Linked DNA regions of Mus musculus: region 1 is linked to region 2. Evidence: chromatin loops called from intact Hi-C (ENCODE). Cell type or tissue: heart. All regions are shown on one strand.

The links. Hi-C counts contacts between places; a loop is a spot of excess contacts. Peaks named below come from ENCODE experiments on the same cell type or tissue, not always from the same donor. Only the 100,000 strongest peaks of a DNase experiment are listed, where the experiment ranks them.
Region 1: it touches region 2 in a loop (2.3-fold over the local background); 4 of 42 quality-filtered maps call a loop at or near these places.

Annotation. Positions count from the first base shown.
Region 1 is chr11:54,112,196-54,114,695 of GRCm38, forward strand. It overlaps P4ha2 (procollagen-proline, 2-oxoglutarate 4-dioxygenase (proline 4-hydroxylase), alpha II polypeptide), which reads left to right. Exons shown (of 16, transcript NM_001136076.2): 6 at 1,942-2,079. Among named protein-coding and RNA genes, the nearest start is that of P4ha2, 13 kb to the left of the region's middle. In heart, no CTCF peak of the experiment used is centred here; DNase peaks (open chromatin) are centred at 946 and 1,456; H3K4me3 peaks cover 861 bases; H3K27ac peaks cover 1,936 bases.
Region 2 is chr11:54,521,725-54,524,224 of GRCm38, forward strand. It overlaps Rapgef6 (Rap guanine nucleotide exchange factor (GEF) 6), which reads left to right and starts at 1,121. Exons shown (of 29, transcript NM_001252494.1): 1 at 1,121-1,394. The coding sequence starts at 1,326. In heart, no CTCF peak of the experiment used is centred here; a DNase peak (open chromatin) is centred at 1,057; H3K4me3 peaks cover 2,491 bases; H3K27ac peaks cover 2,167 bases.

The DNA.
Region 1 (2,500 bases), 410 kb before region 2:
AGCTGGCTAGCTAGACTCGCTGACCCATGAGCTCTGGGATCATGTGGGCGCTCCTGCCTCAGTAAATAAATAGAGGGTGATTGACGAAGACAAGTGACTTCAAATTTGAGCTTCCATATACATTCGCATGCATCCGTATGCACCCATCCACAAGAAAACACACGTACGCATACACGTTTATAAACGTTCATACACACCAAAAGAATCCGCTTATGTGTACAAACATGTTATTAAAAACTGGAGCTATGCATGGCCTAAAGGATTAAAACTCACTTGCTTTAAAGGATGAATGAATTAAAAATAAGCCAAGTGGGCGGAGGCAAGCTGGGTAACAGAGGCTTCATCTGAATATGTCCTACATGTGTCTCTTACGCACAACGCATGTCTGTGTGGAATTGACACAAACGTGCGCTCAGTCCTGCGTTTCCCAGGTTCTGTAGATGCAGCTTAAGTGTGCCTGTGCCGTGACTGTAATGACGGTATGGTCATCTCGTAGTGCACCTGGAGTTGTTTCCAATTTTTCAGCCCTCTTTTACATGCATTTTGGGTCTGCCTCTGATTATTTTTCTAAGCTAAATGACCTAGAAATGGTATTTACAGGGCAGAGCATAGATTTGTTTTTCTGGGGTAGTACCTTCTGCGAGTGAACACGTTCCTGTTACCCAGAGGAGAGGATATCGGTAATGGAAGGGTGGGCTGGAGGTGGGCCACGGGCTTCCCAGCCTCAGGCTGGGCCGGGCCTCTTCACTTCGCTGAGTGCTGATTAACTTCAGACTAGCTGTCTCTCTGGCTGAGACTGGTTACAGCCACGTGACCCGCCTGGGTTGGGGTTGGCTGGGGGCTGGGTAGTCTCTGGGGAGGGATTGGTGAGCTCAGAGCGGCTGGAGCTGTGCCTGTGAGCTCACAGCCTCCAGAAGCCACTGCCTTTCCCAGACCCCACCCCCCTTCACCCTCCCTTCCTGGGCTGGGCCTGCTGCACAGAACAGCTCAGAACAGGCTGTTCTGCCTGCTTTCTGGAGAGGTAGGCAAGGAAGCCCGCACAGATGCAGACAATAGATCTCCACGCTCCGACGTCTGATCTTGTCGTCCCCACTCCCTCCATTGCCATGTGGAAATGCTGTGATTACCTGGAAGGTGATTACACGTCCCGAGAGCAATCGCTTATTTTCATCTCTGATGTTGGCTGCTTGCCCCTGAGATAAGGGGGAACCCTGACAGTACCGTGTGGCTATTTCTAGGGGGTTTTCTTTTTTCCTGTATACTAAAGTCTTCCAAGTTTCTGACCACATATCTGTGAAGGAGACGATGTAGCAGCTCTTTGACACCCTGGCTTGGTGTGATGAGAGGGGATAGCAGGGGATGCTGCTACTCTTGGAAAGGGGCCAGGGATAGAATGTGTTGGAGCGCCCCTCCCAGTCCCCAGTTCTTAGGCAAATTCAAAGGCCTGAATCATTAGTATAGCAAGGCCTGGCTTCTACTTAGAGCCCTAAAATAACAGGAGCTGTGTCTCTGGCTTGGGACCAGGGCTTAGGGCCCTGGAAAAAGCCACCTGGGGCCGCTTCAGGGGTCAAATCTGTCTAGGCTCTGGGCTGTGGCCTTGGGTATTAGGAAGCTCATACCCTGCCTACTGAACTCTTATGTGCTAAGTTGTGTGCAGGGCTTTTTGGTTCCAAATGAACAGCACAGGGAGGGCTAAGAAAGTTCTGTAGAGGAGCCCCCAGATAGGACTTCACAAGGAAGGGGAGTGAGTTATTATTGTTGTTTCGACTATTATTTTGGTGTCGCACCCCGAATGTGTGCCAGACAGGTGTTTCATCACTGAGCCCCCAGCCTGCTGACAGCCTTTGAGGGAAGGCACAGGGAAATCTCATTAGCCAGAAACCTAGGTAGTGACTGTCCGCTGGGTCAAGAGTGACCTGTGTTCTCACTGTCATTTGGAAGGTTTTGTCGCTAACCTCTCAGTTCAGCGGCAATTCTTCCCCACTGATGAGGACGAGTCTGGAGCTGCCAGAGCCCTGATGAGACTTCAGGACACGTACAAACTGGATCCGGACACGATTTCCAGAGGGGAACTTCCAGGTAACACACCTCCATTTGCTTCTGTCTCCCCGCTGTCTGGACAGGTCAGACTGCTTAGATGCGACTCACTGTTGCTGTTGGTGCTGATCTTTTGGGTTTCCATTCGGTGCCAGTCTCCCATGCGTCAACCCCTACCCCAATGTCTTGATTCAGATATTAGCCAGGAACTCCCCCCAGTGTAGTAGAGAATTGAGGTCGTAGCTCAGGAAACTCCCTGCGTGCGCAGCTCACTCCCAGAGGAATGTCCATCTGCTGGTGGACCTGCTTCCATCCCTGAGCCTCTCAGTGCTTTCTGTCCAGGGCTGATGTGTAGGCTCACTGCTCATTCCCCATTGACATCTTAGTCTCCTCCCTTTCATCCAACCCGTACTTCTCTGGGCTCTCTCCTTGAGTTCATATACATCCCCCTTCAGCCCCCCAT
Region 2 (2,500 bases):
ATAATAACAATCAGTTTTTGCAGCTTTTCTTGTTCCAAAGGACAAGTAACAAAACTGAAGCTGTCTTTATTTTGTTAGAGACTAGAATGTAAAATTCAATACAAAACGGAGTGGAGAGGTTTGCTCTGAGCACTGCTTAGGTTAAAGCAGCCCCCACCCACTCACTCTCACTGCCCAGATTTTAGTCAAGGTTGTTAGATTAGGATGGAGGCAAGTGGAAATAAAAGGGCAGATCTACCTCCACAGAAGTTCTGTCCTTTAATCAGAACAAGTGACACCAGTTTCTCCACGGGAGTGGAAGCTGCACAGGTGGTGCAGAGGGCCTGAAGTTCTATAGGACGGGAAAAAACCTCTGGGATATAAGATTTCACCTGCGGGTCGGTTCCCCTACAGTCTCAAAGTGCTAAATAAATACCAAGTTGGCATGCTGATCTTCTCAGAAGGCAAGGATTCTGACAGCCCACAGGTGTTATCTGTCAACTTTCGAATCAGGAGTTCCTTAGTCCACCTGAGGCTTTTTGGTCATTAAACCCTTTAAAGGAAAATCCTAAAATTCTGCACACAGAAGCCAAGACAATCTGGTGCACGCTAGACCAGCAGGCTACTCTGAACTATAGCTCTAGTCTTCAAAACGCTTTTTTCTTTCTCTCTTTTTTTTTCTTCTTCTTTTTTTTTTTTTTTTTGAGGCAGCTTTCACTATCGATTTCGTGGTTTGTTTTTGTTTTTTAAAGTCGCGTAGAATACGCCACAAGGTTGCGGTGGGCTAGGTGCGCGAGTACTGCCCCGAGATCCGTGGCTTGCGGAGCGGTGCGTGGGCTTCCCCGCTTGCTGAATGGCAGCCTCGATTTCCGCGGGGCCATAAGAGCCCCGCGGTTTCCGGACTCGAGCGCTAAACCAAAGCATCTTACCCACAGCTCTACCCGATAGTCTATTTTTGGCGACGCCCTCGTAGCATTTCCGGAACCTCAACCGGAAGCTGGGTATGCGGAAACTACAATCCTGTAACCGAGGCGGAGTCTCGCGAAGAAAAGCCAAGCCGCTCATTCTCCGCCCCCTCCACGCCCATCTCTCTACGTCACGGCCAGGCGGGCGTTAGTGTGCGCGTCGTGCGCATGCGCATGCGTTCTCGGCCAGTCTCGCCCCCGCGCAGGCGTCTTTCTGGCCAGTCGCGCGTGGGCTGAGGCCCTGGGCGGGCGTTGCGAAGACTTGTTTGCTTGAGTTTGGACCCTGCGACAGTTCTCATTTCCCTCCCGGTGGGGCTGGCGTACACCCGGAGCTGGAGAATGGGCAGCTAGACGCAGGCTAGGGAGCCTGTGGCTGCGGACATGAACTCGCCCGTGGACCCCGGCGCTCGGCAGGCACTGAGGAAGAAGCCGCCCGAGCGGACTCCTGAGGTAAGGCCGGGCACTGGCGAGCACTGCTCGGCCCCGACCTGGCCGTAGCCGCGCAGGGTGATGAGCACCTTTCCTGCCGCTTCCTGCCGGGGACTTCCTTGTACTTGTGATAAGAAAGCACCGTTACTGTTGACTGGCTTCTGAGTTTGTGTGTGCTCAGGTGGGCTGAAAAACAAGCTGGGAATAATGATGTGTAAGAGACAGTTCATACCATAGCCAGTGTGTGCTGTGCGTTCATCTCAGATACTGCACAATTGCCCCCAGAAGACAGGTTTCCAATGTCCGTATCAGACTCTGCGTCAGCCAGATAGTAGTAAGTCCCGTGGCGGGTGATGCGTGTCGAGTGGTTCCCTGGTGCTTTTTCAAACTTTCCGTGGGAAGTTTAAGATTATTTGTTAAGTTTTCTTGGTTTGAAGACGTTTCTATAATCTTAGTGGCTATGTGTATTATACCAAAATTAAAAAAAAAAAAAAGGAAAACCCAACAGCAATGTAAATGCAATGAGTCGTCTTGTTTGAAGTTGCAGTAACTGAAATGAAATGTTTTAATTTTTAGTCACGGGAGTTTCATACTTAGAGTTCTTTGCATAGAAAGTCTCAAACTTTGGGTAACACTCTGGGACATGACTTTGTTACAGCCATTATTGAAGTTGTGATGTGTCCAGCTTGCTTCCTGAAACCTTGATCTTTGCATAGTAACAAGGCACCTGCCCACCCCTTTCCAGGGGCTACTTTTTCCTACTTATAATTTATGAATCAGCTTTTCTGTGGTGATTACCATTGTAATGTGCATTTTAAGTTTTATTTACGAACATTATTTAGGTAATGAAGGAAAACCTTGTTTCTCTTCAGGTACCGAATTACTTAGTTTGAAATTGAGTCTTTTTAAGTAGAGGACGTTTTCTCAACTGTTGGGGAACTTATGCTTGGTCATGTGTGCTGTGTTGAGGACTTTTATCTTGTGTTACTGGAATAGCAACATTGTTGAAGGGAATATTAACTGCTTGGATTCATTGGCTGTATTTTTGAATGAGTGTAGAATTTAGGTTACTAATAAATCATTATCCAGAGTGCTAGTGATGCTTTATTTTGACAAAGAGTTCTATG